Linked DNA regions of Homo sapiens: region 1 is linked to region 2. Evidence: read pairs that join two places in POLR2A ChIA-PET (ENCODE). Cell type or tissue: MCF 10A. All regions are shown on one strand. Each heading gives the region's core, and the rest is flanking DNA. Links, peaks and the distances in the headings are about the cores only. Region 1 overlaps GPR157 (G protein-coupled receptor 157). Region 2 has its middle 8.2 kb from the start of RERE.

What was found. Peaks named below come from ENCODE experiments on the same cell type or tissue, not always from the same donor. Only the 100,000 strongest peaks of a DNase experiment are listed, where the experiment ranks them.
Region 1: POLR2A ChIA-PET joins it to region 2 with 5 read pairs; 2 of 35 experiments call an interaction of 5 or more read pairs at or near these places.

The regions. Positions count from the first base shown.
Region 1 is chr1:9,111,454-9,121,006 of GRCh38, reverse strand. GPR157 (G protein-coupled receptor 157) reads left to right here. Exons shown (of 4, transcript NM_024980.5): 2 at 9,518-9,553. Among named protein-coding and RNA genes, the nearest start is that of GPR157, 13 kb to the left of the region's middle. RefSeq lists a silencer at 5,171-5,371. In MCF 10A, for the core only: no CTCF peak of the experiment used is centred there; a DNase peak (open chromatin) is centred at 5,876.
Region 2 is chr1:8,821,575-8,830,024 of GRCh38, reverse strand. No RefSeq gene overlaps it. Among named protein-coding and RNA genes, the nearest start is that of RERE, 8.2 kb to the right of the region's middle. RefSeq lists a silencer at 7,862-8,085. In MCF 10A, for the core only: no CTCF peak of the experiment used is centred there; a DNase peak (open chromatin) is centred at 7,144.

The sequences.
Region 1 (9,553 bases), core at 4,336-6,835, 290 kb before region 2:
CAAGCCAGTGGCAGAGCTGGCCCGTCTCCCCAGGCAGTGGCATCTGAATGAGGGATGGATGCAGTGGCCACATGAATAGTACCCCATGTCGGCCACTACTCCTGAAAATATCAATCATTGAACTGGTTTCGTTTATTTCCCCATAAAAGTTTTCTGAGGTGACTGGTGAAGGTGGCAGCGCTGTGTCCCTGTGTGCAGCAGGAAGCTCATGGCAGAGCGCTGAGCACCAGCAACTTGGCAGGAGGTGTGAGAACTCAGGCTGCCCATCCCTGAGCTGAGGGCTACAGACGGTGGCACTAGGGCATGAGTGTGCATCTGCGAGTTCCTTTAGACATTCCTCTCCCCTTCTGCAGTTAAAGCTGCAGAGTGACCTCGTGGTAGCCTGGCCTAGGGGCTGACTCCCTGAACTTCTCCCAAGTCCTGACCCTTCTGCCGCTGGAGCTGGACAATAAGTGTCCATTGTTCCCAGGGAAGAAACCTCCAGGCAGCCTCTCACCAGGCCTCACTCCCTACAGCTGGGCTTCCCCCAGCCCTGCTCTGTCCTGAGGTTTTTAAATTGGCATATTGTTGCACAAGAGTTTGGTTCTCAAAGCGTTTTCTGAGTTATGTTAACATCCCCAGGTCTCATGGTACCTACACCAGGCATTGTGTTTGGCCCAGAGAAGGGACCTGCTTGTTTTCCTCCTGGCAGGTGCCAGCCCCCAGAGATCTGTAGGAAGGATGAAGTTTGGGGTGGGGAAAAGGTACAGGAATCCCAGGGTGGGGGCAGGTGATTGAGCAGACTCTGCCTTGAGCCCCCTTCAGTCTAACCTCTGACCCCTTCCTGGCAGCAGGGATGGCATCCTAAGGGTCTTTGAAAACCAGTGGGCTGCTTTTCAATATAACTGTCCATTTGTGTGTGAAGTGGAGGTGTGTCTCCCTGTCTGCAGGTGCCCCCACCCTGACTCTGGTGGGGACAGGTTCCAGGAACCACACAACAGAAGATCCCCGGTTGGGCAGCGCTGGGAACTCCCAAGGACCCGCTCTGAAGGGCAGGGAAACCGAGAGCATTGCTGTCCTGGGGACAAGTGGCCTGCCTGTGGTCATCTGACCGACACCACGACACCACGCAGGGGAATTCAGGTCTCGCAGATGGTTTATTCACTGCTTGGCTAATCCCCGGCAGTACTTCCACTTCCTTTCTCTGGAGGACACTTAAAAGGTGTTGAGTTCCAAAAAGGGCTAAGCTCCTGACAAGTATGAATGGCTTTTTGTCATTTTCTCCTCCATGAGCTGGTGGAGGGTCCCGGCCCAGCTTTGCCAATCTGGGCATTGTGGGGGTAGGGAGTTTCCAAGTCATCCCTGACCTCTGAGATTGGGGGCCCTAGGAGCTGGGATAGTACCGCCTGCCAGGACACATGTCTCTCCCGCCTAGTCTGTAGAAAGCCTCAGGCTGCCCTAACAAAGTACCACAGCCTGGGGGCTTAGACAACAGAAATTTATTTTCTCACAGTTTTGGAGGCTGAAGTGCAAGGTCCAGGTGAGGGCAGGACTGGTTCTTCCTGAGGCCTCTCTCCTTGACATGTATATGGCCATCTTCTCCCTGCGTCTTCACTTGATCTTCCCTTTGTAAAGATCTGTGTGCTCATCACTTCTTGTTTTTGTTGTTGTTTGTTTTTTTGAAGACAGAGTCTTGGCCGGTCATTGTGGTTCACGTCTGTAATCCCAGCACTTTGGGAGGCCGAGGTGGGCGGATCACCTGAGGTCAGGAGTTCAAGACCAGTCTGGCCAACATGGTGAAACCCCGTCTCTACTAAAAATACAAAAATTAGCTGGGTGTAATGGTGGATGCCTGTGATCCCAGCTATTTGGGAGGCTGAGGCAGAAGAATCGCTTGAACCTGGGAGGCGGAGGTTTGCCATGAGCCAAGATCACGCCAGTGCACTCCAGCCTGGGAGACACAGTGAGATTCCATCTCAAAAAAAAAAAAAAAAAAAGGCAGGGTCTCACTCTCACCCAGGCTAGAGTGCAGTGGCACAGTCACGGCTCACTGCAGCCTCAACCTCCTGGGTTCAAGCGGTTCTCCCGCCTCAGCCTCCTGGGTAGCTGGGACTTCAGGTGTGTGCCACCACGCCTGGCTAATTTATGTATTTTTTTGTAGAGACAGGGTCTCACTTTGTTGCCCAGGCTGGTCTCAAACTCTCCTGGGTTCAAGTGATCCTTTGGCCTCCCAGAGTGCTGGGATTACAGGTGTGAGCCACCATGCCCAGCCTTTCCTCTTAAGTTATGACCACAGAGGTTGTTAGGTTAGGTTCCACTCTGATGACTGCATTTTAACTTAATCACCTCTTGAAAGACCCTATCTCTCAAATACACTCACATTCTGAGGTTCTGGGGATTAGGACTTCAACAGATGAAATTTGTAGGGGACACAATTGAACCCTTAACGGCCTCTGAGTGGGAAGGAAGCCGACTTGGAGTCTGGCTTTCATTTCTAGGCAAATACAAGTTGGAACTGGGGCCCAGGTACCTCTGGGAGAAGCTTGTGGTGCCCCTGCCAATCAGAGTTACACACGAGGTGGCTGTCCCGGGCTTCCTCCGTCCAGGCAGGCTCAGCTTGGCCTCCTCCCAGCCTCAGAGTCACAGGTTTAGACAGGAGGGGCCTTATGGGTCACCTGCTCTAACCCACATCCCCACCTTGCACCCCCACCCAGCACCTGTCATGGCACCCCCTGAACATGAGCACTCACCTTCTCTCAGTGGAAGCTGCCTATTCAGCCCCCAGATTTAGGACTGGGCAGGACCCCGCCCATTCCTCCGGCATCTAACCACTTCTCCACCACCAGGTCCTCTTCAAGACTTTTTAACCATTTGAGGATAGCTCAAGGCCCAGCGTCTCTTTACATGCTCCTCAGGTGACCTGGCACTGGCGCCAGCTTGTCAGTCTCAGGTTTAGAATGTGAGCTGCAGATGTCCACTCACAGGCAGACAGCACCAGCCATTGGCTGTTCTGAGCCACCCACATCTGAGCAGCAGGATGACCCCTCCAACCACATGAATTTCTAGGTTGTAATCAACCAAATCCCTTGGTCTTTTTCATATGTGCAGTTATTAAGCCCTGTGTTACTTGTTCTGGCTTTATTTTTTTGGGGTGGTGGCTTCCCGTATGAAGGGGGGAAAAACTGTTAGGTGTTACATGTCAGAACTGTGGGGGTTTTTTTTGTTTTTTTGTGTTTTTTGTTTGTTTGTTTGTTTTGCTTTTTTTTGAGACGGAGTCCCACTCTGTCGCCCAGGCTGGAGTACAGTGGCGCGATCTCAGTTTACTGCAACCTCCACCTCCCGGGTTCAAGTGATTCTCCTGCCTCAGCCTCCCCAGTAGCTGGGATTACAGGTGCCCACCACCACGTCCGGCTAATTTTTTTGTATTTTTAGTAGAGATGGGGTTTCGCCATGTTGGCGAGGCTGGTCTCAAACTTCTGACTTCAGGTGATCTGCCCACCTCGGCCTCCCAAAGTGCTGGGATTACAGGCGTGAGCCACCGTGCCCAGCTACATGTCAGAACTGCAATACGCATTTCTAGAAAGCAGGATTTATGCCACACATGTGTTTGTGGAGCACCTATCAGATTTAGACTACCTGCAGCTCAGGGTGGCCCCCTGGCTGGAGAACTGCCCTGTTTATCCTTCTGAGAGTTCCAGATACACCAACTTTCTCCTTACCCTGTAGTCAGGAACCTGGGGCACTGTCATCTCCTTATCGTTTTTATCCTATGTCTGCTAGTGTCCTGGAGCCAGCTTGAGAGACCCGATTGTTCCATTTTAGGGAATTTTGTGAGCTGATTGTTAGATACGACCAGTATTAAAAACTAGATTATATTAAAAACAGAGCTGGGCATGGGGCTCCTGCCTGTAGTCCTAGCTCCTTGGGAGGCTGAGACGGGAGGATCACTTGAGAAAACATAGTGAGATCCCATTTTGAAAAATAATAGACTGGGCATGGCGGCTCTTGTCTGTAATCCCAGCACTTTGAGAGGCCAGGGCGAGAAGATAACTTGAAGCCAGGAGTTCAAGACCAGCCTGGGCAATAAAGCAAGCCTTTGTCTCTACAAAAAGCAAAAAATAAGCCGGGCATGGTAGCATGTGTCTGTAGTACCCCCTACTCAGGAGGTTGAGGTGAGAGGATTACTTGAGTCCGAGATTTGGAGGCTGCAGTGAGCCATGACTATGCCACTGCACTCCAGTCTGGGCAACAGAGCAAGACCCTGTCTCTAAAATAATAATGCTTTTTTTTTTTTTTTCCTCTGTCACCCAGGCTGGAGTGCAGTGGCACGATCTTGGCTCACTGCCACCTCCCCGGTTCAATCAACAATCAATTCTCCTGCCTTAGCCTCCTGAGTAGCTGGGATTACAGGCACGTGCCACTATGCCCAGATAATTTTTTTGTATTTTTAGTAGAGACGGGGTTTCACCATGTTGGTCAGGCTGGTCTCAAACTCCTGACCTCATGATCCGCCCGCCTCGGCCTCTCAAAGTGCTGGGAATAATAAAATAAAAAAAAAAAGCCATAAATACTCAAAGCTCATCGTGTCATAGCTATTTTGCTCTTTACATGCTTGAGGTTGTTGTGTCTATCATATCTCTGTGGTGAAAAAATATATATATATATAATTTATATATAATTATATATAAATTATATATAATTTATATATATTATATATAATATAATATATATAATTTATATATAATTTATATATAATTATATTATATATAATATATATATAATTATATATATAATTATATTATATGTAATATATATATAATTATATATATAATTATATTATATATATAATATATATAATTATATTATATATATATATAATATAATATATATATAATGGTGTGCTATGTGCATCTGTTCCCAGCCACATGTGTTGGTGGCTGGAAATTGGCCATGGTGGAAGTATTTACACATGGAAGTTGGCAAAGACTACAAATCAAGGCTTGATTTATTGCTTTGTTGATTGTGTAGAGCAGAGATCAGCAAAGTTTTCCTGTAAAGTAAGTGTTTTCAGCTTTGTGGACCAGGCAGTCTCAGTTGTAACTGCTCAACTCTGCCTGAAAGCAGCGGTAGACAATCTGTAAATGACTAGGTGTGCCTGTGTTGCAATAAAACTTTATCTAAAAAAAAAAAAAAACTGTGGGCCAGATTTGGCCTGAGAGCCACAGTTTGCTGGACCCCTGATCTAGACTTAAGAAAGTAATGGAGAAGACATTAAAGGTATAGATTAAACTTAAGTGTTACTTATCTCTGAGCTTAAGAAGAGATGGCAGCTGTGTTGGGGCAGGCAGAAAACCCAGTATGTAAAAAAGAGGTAAGGAGAAGAGACAGGATCATGGAGCAGAAACAAATTGAGGAAACAGTCTCCCAGTGTGGGGGGAAGAAAACTCGTACCTGATTCAGCAAAGAAGTTGCTCATGTCACCAACCAGTGACATGAGCAACCAACATATGTCTTGTTTTCTATGTCTTCCTTACTTCATTTTCATCCCGTTAAGGGAAATGAAAGCATCAATTAACTTCATGCCACGGAGCGCTCTCATTTGCTGATTGCATCCACAGGTTGGCAAAATCCAGGGTTTGGCTGAAATCAACAAAAGCATTCTGTGAGAATCAATTGGCTGCATGAAATGGACAATAAAGAAGGAGTATTATTATTGTATACTTTATTATTATTTATAAATTGTATGCTTCACATCCTGCAGGTGAAATTTATACATTTATATGTGTGTGTGTGTAAACATGCATACATGCACACATGCACACGTCTATGTTTTTCTGGAGAGCCAGTTGTGAAATGTTCCCAACACACCACTGTCCATGCCTGTACATGAGTCAGTCTGGCTCAGCCCGCTTTGCAGGATCAGTGGACCATTCCACCCTCTCCATTTCCACCGGCTCCCTGATTCTACCTCTTACCTCCTCTCTCTCAAATACCACCCTCTGGCAGCTTCTGGCCCTCACACAGCTGCTCCTTCTGTGTGTTCAAACAACCCCTCCCTGTTGATCAGGCCCATATTCTTTTATTCTTTTTTTTTTTTTTTTTTTTTTGAGACGGAGTCTCGCTCTGTCACCCAGGCTGAAGTGCAGTGGCACAATCTTGGCTCACTGCAACCTCTGCCTCTCAGGTTCAGATGATTCTCCTGCCTCAGCCTCCTGAGTAGCTGGGATTACAGGTGTGTACTGCCACGCCTGGCTAATTTAAACCCACATTCTTAACCCTTTCAAAACCCTCTGCCTATTTGACCTTCCCTTTGGTTATTTCCCAGCACAAACTCAGTATCACAGAAGAAATCTACCGCCTTGTAGCTTTAGTACTGCAACCCTAAAGTTACAGAGTGCGGTTCCGTGTGGTCCCCCGGTTTCCCATGAGGGCCCGTCGGGATGCAGAGGGAGCCCAAAGGAGTGCTGTGCCGACCGTGACCCTCCCAGGCCCAACTCAGAGGGGAATCCCCTATTTGAGTGACCCCCAGCTCCAGACCAGCCTCCTGCAGGGGGACTGTTCCTACATACAGTGCTCACCTCCTTCCCAGAATTCCTTAGCGGAATCCTGCAACTGTAAAGTAACGAGGAACAGCACATTATGACTAGAGGATTGGCGTGGTGGCACTTGAAGAGCCGATTACTTTTTTTTTTTTTTTTTTTGAGACAGTCTCACTTCGTCACCCAGGCTGGAGTTCAGTGGCGCAATCTCAGCTCACTGCAAGCTCCACCTCCTGGATTCAGGGGATTCTCCCGCCTCAGCCTCCCACTAAGATGGGATTACAGGGACGCACTACCACACCTGGCTAATTTTTGTATTTTTGGTAGAGACGGAGTTTCACCATGTTGGCCAGGCTGGTCTCGAACTCCTGACCTCAGGTGGTCCACCTGTCTTGGCCTCCCAAAGTCCCAAAAGTCCTGGGATTCGGGCGTGAGCCACCTCGCCTGGCCTGTCATGAGTTTTAAAACAACCCTTTCTTTTATGGGTGGTGTGTGTGTGTGTGTGTGTGTGTGTGTGTGTGTGTGTGTGTGTTTGGTTTTTTTTTTGAGACAGGGTCTTGCTCTGTCACCCAGGCTGGAGTGCAGTGGCGTGATCTCGGCTCACCGCAACCTCTGCCTCCCAGGTTCAAGCGATTCTCCTGCCTCAGGCTCCCAAGTAGCTGGGATTACAGGCATGCACCACCACGCCCACCAATTTTTGTACTTTTAGTAGAGATGGGGTTTCACTATGTTGGCCAGGCTGGTCTCAAACTCCTGACCCCAAGTGTTCTGCCCACCTTGGCCTCCCAAAGTGTTGGGATTACAGGCATGAGCCACCGCGCCTGGCCTTTTGTGGTCTTTTTGCTCCTGTGTCTTTGTGACTTCCAACAGGACATGCTGCCTCCTGCCACCGAGGCCACTGAGGGTGATGTGACTCTGCCATCAGCCCTCCTGCCCTTCCCTACAGAGGCCAGTGGGGACTGGAGAATGCTGCAGAGGGGATGGTTGGCCAGGGCCCCTCTGTTCTGGAAGCATCCTGCATGAGGCCTTCCCAGTCCCAGGGAACTGACTTTTCCCTTCCATCCTCATCCCTGCCTGGCCTGCTCTGCCAGCCCTGCAGCATTTGGGAGAAACCCTTGAAGCACAGTTCTCCTGGCCTCATTCTGGCCTCAGATTCATGTTGAACTCTGATCTCACAGTTATCATAGTATCATTCCTGTTTACCTAAGGCTTTGCGCTCCAGGCACCTGACCTAGGACAGGGGTACTTGTGTCTTCTTCCCAGGACAGAAACCAGACGGGCCCCACGCAGCACCAGTGTCTGCACCACAGGCCTGAACCCTGGGACAGCAGGACGTGACTCACAACAGTCACGACAGCAGCAAACACTCACACACCTGCCTGGCCCTGTGCTCTGTACACACATGTATTTGTTCTCATAACGACCCGACAATGACACCCTGTAGTCACTGTCGTCATCCACACTTTGCAGAGAACCTGGCATGTTGAGGCTAAATAACTTGCCCAAGCAGGGGCAGAAGTGGGACTTGGATCCAGCCCGCTGCACTAAAATCCAAGCCCACTACACTAAAATCCAAGCTCTTAACTACCCCACTACCTGCCTCTCTCAGGAGCCACTATAGCCTTTGTGTGCTCCATTGCTATGTAAGGAACAGACTGGTTCAAGGACCACAGGGAAGGGGCCTACTCCTGGCTGTGTGGCTGGCTGTGGGAGAGCGCTCTAGAAAACTGAGCCTGGGCTGGACATGGTGGCTCAGGCCTATAATCCCAGCACTTTGGGAGGCTGAGGCAGGTGGATCACCTGAGGTCGGGAGTTCAAGACCAGGCTGGCCAACATGGTGAAACCCTGTCTCTACTAGAAATACAAAAATTAGCCGGGCGTGGTGGTGCACGCCTGTAATCTCAGCTACTTAGGAGGCTGAGGCAGGAGAATCGCTTGAACCCAGGAGGTGGAGGTTGCAATGAGCTGAGATTGTGCCACTGCACTCCAGCCTGGGTGACAGAGCGAGACTCCGTCTCAAAAAAAGAAAACTGAGCCCAACACTGCCCTTAGAGGGGCCCCTACCTGAGCTTTATGTTTTCAAAGGTCCCCGTTGACCCTTGCCAGGTTCTGTTCCCCGCCATTGTGTAAGAAGTCCTCAAGGCCAAAGGGACACACTGCCCAAAGCCCACGTTCCCCCTCCTAGAGCCTGCCGAAGGTAAGCAGAACCCTGGAATTCCCTGCCCAGGCAACCCTAAGCCCCCAGTGTGTGCACTCCTAGACCCAAGGGCTGACCAGGGGGCGCTGATTGTTTGTGGCACATTTGCACGAGCATGGACAGGTGTTCGCACGCTGGTGCCCAAGGCTTCCTGGAACAGAAACCAGACAGGCCTCACGCAGTACCACTGTCTGCACCACAGGCCTGAAACCTGGGACAGCAGGACGTGACTCACAACAGTCACGACAGCAGCAAACACACACCTGCCTGGCCCTGTGCTCTGTACACACATGTATACAAAACTCTTCTTTTTTCTTTTTTTGAGATGGAGTCTCACTCTGTCACCCAGGCGGGAACGCAATGGCACAATCTCAGCTCACTGCAACCTCCACCTCCTGGGTTCAAATGATTCTCCTGCCTCAGCCTCCCAAGTAGCTGAGATTACAGGTGTGCACCACCACGCCCAGCTAATTTTTGTATTTCTGGTAGAGACAGGGTTTCACCATGTTGGCCAGCCTGGTCTCGAACTCTGTACACACATGTATGCAAAAGGAGCTGGGCACACGCTGGGAGCTGGCTGTCCCACGTCACTCCATTCTAATGCCAGTCCCCGAAGAATTCTAAAGTAGAGCCAGGCTCCCAGGGCAACACCTACCCCTTCTTATTTTCCAGGGCCACTGTGCCATCCAGGCTCTGGAGAGCATCCCCTTTCTGAAGGGCGTCCTCCGTCATTTTTGCGAAGGCTGACATTGCCGGGAGCCATGGCCTGACCCCGATGCCTCTTTCTCTCCTCCTTCCTCAGCTGGGGGGTCCCGTTGGTCATCACTGTGGCAGCCGT
Region 2 (8,450 bases), core at 5,951-8,450:
TATAATAGTAGGCAGGAGCCCAGAGCGTGGGGATTTAGAGAATGATAGATAGGTGTGGGGAGGGGGGAGATCACACAGCTTCTCTGCTGATTGTGTCAACATTCACAGTGAACCGAAAGAAAGCCATTAACTGGAAGTGAGGGGAAGGGAGGAGGTGTTGGAGGTTTGAGCAGAAAGGAGAGGTTATAAAATAACTGCTTGGAAAATGAAGGGAGAAATTAACCTGGATAAGTGTTGTATGATTGCCAAGGGGCGTGAAGACTCCACGTGAGGTTTGTGGTTGTGAATTTGAAAGTGAAACTCGTTAGTGTGATGCCAGCCTCATTTGGCTGGACAGGTGCAGATGCCTACCAGGCAGCAAATTGGAATTATCACCAGGGTTGTGGTTTTGCCCAGGGAGTGTGAGGAAGTGAGAGGGGGAGGTTGATAAAGGTGTACACACTGGAGAGAGGACTCTGACCATGGAATCTAAACAGGGACGAAGGGGAGGAGGACATCAAGTCACTGATGATGTGATCTTAGGACTGATTCAGATTTGTCTTAGGAAGACAAGAATCTACCTCTACGGGGAGAATTCTTCACAAACACACAGATACAGACCATTATGTAGATATAATCTAGTCACAGGTTCTTGGGAAATATTTAACATTTTTGTTCGTTTGTTTGTTTTGAGACGGAGTCTCGCTCTGTCGCCCAGGCTGGAGTGCAGTGGCACGATCTCGGCTCACTGCAAGCGCCGCCTCCCAGTTTCACGCCATTCTCCTGCCTCAGCCTCCTGAGTAGCTGGGACTACAGGCGCCCGCCACCATGCCCGGCTAATTTTTTTGTATTTTTAGTAGAGACGGGGTTTCACCATGTTAGCCAGGATGGCCTTGATCTCCTGACCTCATGATCCACCTGTCTCGGCCTCCCAAAGTGCTGGGATTACAGGTGTGTACTTGGTGTTATCTTTACTCTCCTTGGGTATAGTAAGAATTTGCTACTAGTTTGAAGGTCATGGGGACTTTTTGAAAGGCTTCTTATGGGGATGTGTTTCGGGGATCATTCTTTTTATTTTTTTAGACAGTCTCGCTCTGTCACCCAGGCTGGAGTGCAATGGTGCGATCTTGTCTCGGCTCACTGCAACCTCTGCCTCCCAGGTTCAAACAATTCTCCTGCCTCAGCCTCCCAAGTAGCTGGGGTTACAGGTGCCCACCACCATGCCTGGCTAGTTTTTTGAATTTTTAGTAGAGATGGGGTTTCGCCATGTTGGCCAGACTGGTCTCAAACTCCTGACCTCAGGTGATCCACCCACCTCGGCCTGCCAAAGTGCTGGGATTACAGGCATGAGCCACTGTGCCCAGCTGTTTCGGGGGTCATTCTTATAGAATTTTTACTGATCAAGATAATGTGAACATTCTGTAACTTATGGTCTGCCCCTTCTCCCCTTCTTTTGGGTTTTCTCTGTAAGAAAGGACAAATGTCCACTGTAAAGGTGATTATTTAAAAAATAGCTGCTAAGGTTCAGTTTTACCTTTATCTTTTTTTTTTTTTTTTTTTTTTTTGAGGCAAGATCTCACTCCTGTTGTCCAAGCTGGAGTGCATTGGCAGATCTCAGCTCAGTGCAGACTCAACTTCTTGGGCTCAAACAATTCTCCTACTTCAGCCTCCCGAGTAGCTGGGACTACAGGCACACACCACCACACCCAGCTAATTTTTTGTATTTTTTTATTTTTGTTTTTGAGACAGAGTCTCGCTCTGTTGCCCAGGCTGGAGTGCAGTGGCACGATCTCAGCTCTCTGCAACCTCCGCCTCCTGGGTTTAAGTGATTCTTCTGCCTTGGCCTCCTGAGTAGCTGGGACTACAGGTGCACACCACCATGCCCAGCTATTTTTTGTGTTTTTAGTAGACAGGTTTTGCCATGTTGCCCAGGCTGGTCTCAAACTTAAGGGCTCAAAAGATCCACCCGCCTTGGCCTCTCAAAGTGATGGGATTACAGGCATGAGTTGACACTAGCGTAACTCTTATCTTTTTTTGCCACCACCCATTCCAAAAGCACATTACAGTAGTCCCACCTGTATCTGCCATTTCTCTTTCCTCGTTTTCAGTGTGCTGTGGTCAACTGTGTCTGAAAATAGGTTAGTAAAGTACAGTATAATAATTTGAGAGCAAAGGAGAGCAATCACATTCAAGTAAGTTTTCTTTTCCTTTTTGAGACAGGATCTCACTCTGTTGCCCAGGCTGGATTGTAGTGGTGTGATCATGGCAGCCTCTACCTCCTAGGCTCAAGGGATCCTCTCACCTCAGCCTCCCAAGTAGCTGGGACTACAGGCATATGCCACCAAGCCTGGATACTTTTTGTTTGTTTGTTTGTTTGAGAAAGAGTCTCACTCTGTCGCCCAGGCTGGAGTGCACTGGCCTGATCTTGGCTCACTGCAGACTCCGCCTCCCAGGTTCCAGTGATTCGCCTGCCTCAGCCTCCCAGGTGGCTGGGATTACAGTACAGGTATGCACCACCACGCCCGGCTAATTTTTGTATTTTTAGTAGAGACAGGGTTTCGCATGTTGGCCAGGCTGGACTCAAACCCCTGACCTCAGGTGATCTGCCCGTCTCGGCCTCCCAAAGTACAGGGATAACAAGCATCAGCCACTGTGCCTGGCCAATTTTTGTATTTTTGTAGATATGGGATCTCCCTGTGTTGCTCAGGCTGGTCTCGAACTTCTGGGCTCAAGTGATTCTCCTGCATCAGCCTCCCAAAATGCTGGGATTACAGGCATTAGAAGTGTGAGCCACGGTTCTTGGCCCATGTAACTTTTATTGCACTGTATTGTTTTTTGTTTTGAGACAGAGTCTTACTCTGTTGCCCAAGCAGGAGTGGAGTGGTGTGATCAGTGCTCACTGCAGCCTCAACCTCTGGAGCTCAGGTGATTCTCCCACCTCAGCCTCCCAGGTAGCTGGGACTACAGGTGTGCGTCCCCACATCTGGGTAACTTTTTGTATTTTTTGTAAAGACAGAGTCTCACTTTGTTGCCCAGGCTGGTCTCGAACTCCTGGGCTCAAAGGATCCTTGCACTTTGGCCTCCCAAAGTGCTGGGATTACGGGCGTGAGCCACCACGCCCCAGTCCTCTTGTTAATCTTTTACTGTGCTTAATTTTTTAAAAATTTTTTTCATTTTCCTTTTTTTTTTTTTTTGAGATTGAGTGTCACTCTGTCGCCCAGGCTGGAGTGTAGTGGCACGATCTCGGCTCATTGCAACCTCCACCTCCTGGGTTCAAGCGATTCTCTTGCCTCAGCCTCCTGAGTAGCTGGGATTACAGGCACGCACCACCATGCCCAGCTAATTTTTGTATTTTTAGTACAGACGGGGTTTCACCATGTTGGTCAGGCTGGTCTCGAACTCCTGACTTCATGATCCACTCCCCCACTCCTCGGCCTCCCAGAGTGTTGCGATTACAGGCGTGAGCCACTGTGCTCGGCCTACTGTGCTTAATTTATAAATTAAACTTTATCTTAGGTGTGAATGCCTAGGAAAAAGCATAGTAGAAATGGTTTACTGTCCAAGGTTTCAGGCATCCGTGGGGGTCTGGAATGTATCCCCAGCTAAGGTGATACTCTGGTATTTGTGTGACACATCAGGAGAGCTGTCACACCCCTGGGCCCATCTTCAGACAAGCTGTCCTACTGAGCCTTTGGGGAAGCAGCTCCCTGGGACAGCCTGGCTGTGCACTGACCGATGGCTGACAGCCTTCAGTGGCCAGGCCAGGGTGGGGCCTGAAAGGATGACCTGGGCCAATTAGGTTTCTTCCTCTTAGGAATTTTAACTAGGAAATACTGAAGTCATGAGGAGTTGGCAGAAGCCGCCCAAGCTGCTCAGTCATAAGCTGCGGAACAACCGGAGAGGCTGTGAGAAGCCACATGCAAGCCGCAATTACGAGGGAGGTGCAAATAGAAGAAGGCTGTGAAGTCAAGAAAAGCCACGTGGTGCAGGGTGAGGAGGCCGGGGGGTGGGAAGATGAGAACAGGGGACCAGTGACATTAACGCTGGGAAGAGAGCTGCAGTCCCGACCTTCCCGTGGCCTCACTTCTGTCTCTTCCCTTCCTGAGGTCAGATTGCTCTGCTTTGCCTGGCTTCCACGTTGGAACCTCCTCATGCTAAATCTGTACTTCAGATGTTGAGTAAGTCTCCATTCTTCACCATAAAAAGGACAGAACTCAAATGCTCTTGCTTTTTTGATTAATAGACTCTTAATTTTCGAGATGGAGTTTTGCTCGTCTTCCCCAGGCTGGAGTGCAATGGTGTGATCTCGGCTCACTGCAACCTCCACCTCCCGGGTTCAAGCAATTCTCCTGCCTCAGCCTCCCGAGTAGCTGGGATTACAGGCGCCCACCATCACGTCCAGCTACTTTTTTGTATTTTTAGTAGAGATGGGGTTTCACCATGTTGGCCAGGCTGGTCTTGAACTCCTGACCTCAGGTGATCCACCTGCCTCGCTAGGATTACGGGTGTGTAATCCCTAAGGTGCTGGGATTACAGGCGTGAGCCACCACGCCTGGCCAATAGACTTCATTTTTTAGAGCGGTTTTAGGTTCACAGCAAAATTGAGCCCAAAGGACAGAGTTCCTGTATACCCCTCACTCCCCACTGCTACCCCTGTTATTAACATCTCCTGTCAGTGTGGTCTCTTTGTTATGACTGATGAGTCAATGTTGATACAGTCTTATTCACTAAAGTCCATCGTTTATTTTATTTATTTATTTATTTTATTTTTTTGAGACGGAGTCTCGCTCTGTTGCCCAGGCTGGAGTGCAGTGGCGCGATCTCGGCTCACTGCAACCTCCGCCTCTCCAGGTTTAAGCAATTCTCTGCCTCAGCCTCTGGAGTAGCTGGGATTACAGGCGCGTGCCACCACGCCCAGCTAATTTTTTGTATTTTTAGTAGAGACGGGGTTTCATCATCTTGGCCAGGCTGGTCTTGAACTCCTGACCTCGGGATCCACCCGCCTCGGCTGCCCAAAGTGCTGGGATTACAGGCGTGAGCCACCGCGCCCAGCCTATTTATTTTTGAGACAGAGTCTTGCTTTGTTGCCCAGGCTGGAGTGTAGTGGTGCAATCTTGGCTCACTGCAACCTCTGCCTCCCAGGCTCAAGCAATTCTCCTGCCTCAGCCTCCCGGGTAGCTGGAATTACAGGCACGTGCCACCGGGCTACTTTTTTGTATTTTTAGTAGAGATGGGGTTTCACCATGTTGGCCTGCCTGGTCTAGAACTCCTGACCTCAAGTGATCTGCCTGCCTTGGCCTCCCAAAGTGCTGGGATTACAGGTATGATCCACTGCACTCAGCCTTTTTGTTTTTGGAGACAGAGTCTCCCTCTGTCGCCCAGGCTGGAGTGCAGTGGCGCAATCACAGCTCACTGCAGCCTTGAACTCCTGGGCTCAAATGATCCTCCTGCCTCTGCCTCCCTTTACAAAGTGCTGGGATTATAGGCGTGAGCCACGGCGCCTGGCCCATTCTGTGGGTTTTGACAAATGTATAGTAACATATATCCACCAATAAAGTATCATGCAGAATAATAGTTTCACTGTCCTAAAAATCTCCTGTGCTCCACCTAGTTATCCCTCCCCCTGTCAAAGCCCTCGCAACCACTAAGCCCTTTACTGCCTTTCCCAGAATATGCCTTTCCTAGACATAGTTTTGCCTTTTCCAGAATGTCAGATAGTTGGATTCATATGGTATGTAGCCTTTTCACATTGGTTTCTTCCACATGGTAATATGCCTTTAATGTTCCTTACACCTTTTCTTTATTTTTTATTTTTATTTTTAAAGATCATTACTATTTTTGTGGAGCCGGAGTCTCACCATTTTGCTCAGGCTGGTCTCTAACTCCTGGCCTCAAGAGATCCTCCTGCCTTTGGCTCTCAAAGTGCTGGGATTATAGGAGTGAGCCACCACACCCAGCACCTCCATGCCTTTTCCTGGCTTGATAGCACGTTCCTTTTTAGTGTGGAATAATACTGCATTGCATGAATGTATCACAGTTTATCTGTTCACCTAATGAAGGACATCTTGGTTGCTTCCATGTTAAAATGCTGTTTTTATTAATAAGATTTTAAAAAAGCAAATGTAGCAGAATTTATTTTATTTATTTTTTGAGATGGAGTCTCGCTTTGTGGCCCAGGCTGGAGTGCAGTGGCATGATCTCAGCTCACTGCAACCTCTGCTTCCCGGGTTCAAGCGATTCTCCTGCCTTAGGCTCCTGAGCAGCTGGGATTACAGGTGCCCACCACCATGCCCGGCTAATTTTTTGAATTTTTGTAGAGATGGGGTTTCACCATGTTGGCCAGGCTGGTCTCGAACTCCTGACCTCTGGTGATCCACCCGCCTTGGCCTCCCAAAGTGCTAGGATTACAGGCGTGAGCCACTGTGCCCAGCCATAGCAGAATTTATTCTGGAAACTGGAGTAGTAGAAGGAGATATTTGGCATTGAAAGGAATGGGAATGTGGATATTTTGAAATTAAGGTGCCTGGAAAAGCTGAACAAAGAGGAGGGAAGCACTAAAATGAGTGTCCAGGCATGTGTCACATCGACACCGGAGCGTGGATGGCGGAGGTGAATTTTTCTGTTTTTTTTTTTTTTTTTTTTTTTTTTCCGGGGTTACAGAGTTTTTCCTCTTTATTCTGTTTGTGTAGATGCCTTGGATTGAAGAAGTGAGTTTTGGTGGCTAATAGCACCTGCCACATCAATGTTATACAATTAAATTCTGGACCCCCTAAAGACAATTTTAGAATCTAAAATGTATTTTCTTTAGTGAGGAGATTTCTTCTGAGGGCCCCTTTGTGATCAATGTTAGTCTTGTTTGTTTGGTGTTTAGACAAACTAGGGTTTGTGGATAGTTCTCAACTCCCCATTATTATGCCCTTCTTATCCCTAGAAAATAACACCTTTCCTCCAAGGTAAACCTAGGTAATTTACAAGTAGATGTGGAGGAAATGTTTATTTTGAAATGCAGCTTCCCCTAGGGTGGAATTTGCTGGCTCTCTGGCTCACTCAGTTAACAGTGGACAGCTGTTTATAACAGGAAGTGTGGAATTGCATGTCTCAGTGAAATGGCAGGAAGACAGAGGGAGGAGGACTCCTAATTATCAAACTTGGAATTGGGCCAAGACAATGAAAATCAGCGTCTCCTCCCTTTAATTCTTTCACAAGCCCTAGGAGACTTTTAATAACCACAAGTGGTCAGAAGTCAGATGTTGGGTTTAGATCTCATCCAAACGGCATCCTAGTGCCCCAGACAACATGCTGTGGCTCAAAGTGCGACTCAAAGGGAAGGGCATCCCTCCCATAAATCCGACGTGGCCCAGTGAAGCAGGGTTTCTTGAGATCTATCTGTAAGTGTGTTGGTAATCAGGCCCACTTCTACCTTGGTGGAAATAAAATTCAATAGGGTCTAGAGTTGAATTGGAAATCTTTTTTTTTTTTGAGATGGAGTTTTGCTCTTGTTGCCCAACCTGGGGTGCAATGGCGCCATCGCGGCTCACTGCAACCTCCACCTTCTGGGTTTAAGTGATTCTCCTGGCTCAGCCTTCCGAGTAGCTGGGATTACAGGCATGCACCACCATGCCCGGCTAATTTTGTATTTTTAGTAGAGATGGGGTTTCACCATGTTGGTCAGGCTGGTCTCAGACTCCTGACCTCAGGTGATCTGCCCACCTCGGCCTCCCAAAGTGCTGGGATTACAGGCATGAGCCACTGTGCCCGGCCAGAATTGGAAATCTTAATTGCTAATCCACAATAAATCACAGCCAAACAAAGGAAAAGGGTTTCTGATATTTGATCCTTTGTTTTGAAAAGCTGTTTCACCTCTCTCTGTATTTGCTCACACATGTGCTCTGAAACATCAACCATTTCTCCGTTCCAATTCAGTGCAGGGACTTTCAAAGGCTACCAGGGGTTACTTACCTGGCCCAAGGGGAAAAAACTGGAGAGGGAGAAATTTCGATTTACAATAAATTATAAAGTGAAAACCCGCTGTGGGTAAATGCAAGGTGAGCTCGGAGAACTGGCAGTGGGGAAGAAAGAAGTGCTGCTGGAGGCTCAACCTGAAAAAGTGCAACGGGAGATATAGCTGAGGCTCGTTATTGGCTTATATTTGCACTACATAAACTTGGAAGCCAATTTCATAGAAAATGCCTAGAAACAAGCTTCAGTCTGCTACAAGGCCTGCTAAAGCACCCTAGTTCTGCTTAAGGCATTTTAGGGGAAAATAATTTACATGTTCTAAAGCTTGAGTACTGCTGGTGAATTATGAAGACTAGTTACCAGCTGTATGTTCAAAGAACTTGAATGGTTTTTTTTAATTATAAGAATTATCCATGCTTGATATGAAAAGAAAAAAGTCCTTGTCTCTAAAAAAAATTAAAATAAATGATTAAAAAAGTGAAACCACTAAACCACAATTTCTTAGGTTGAGT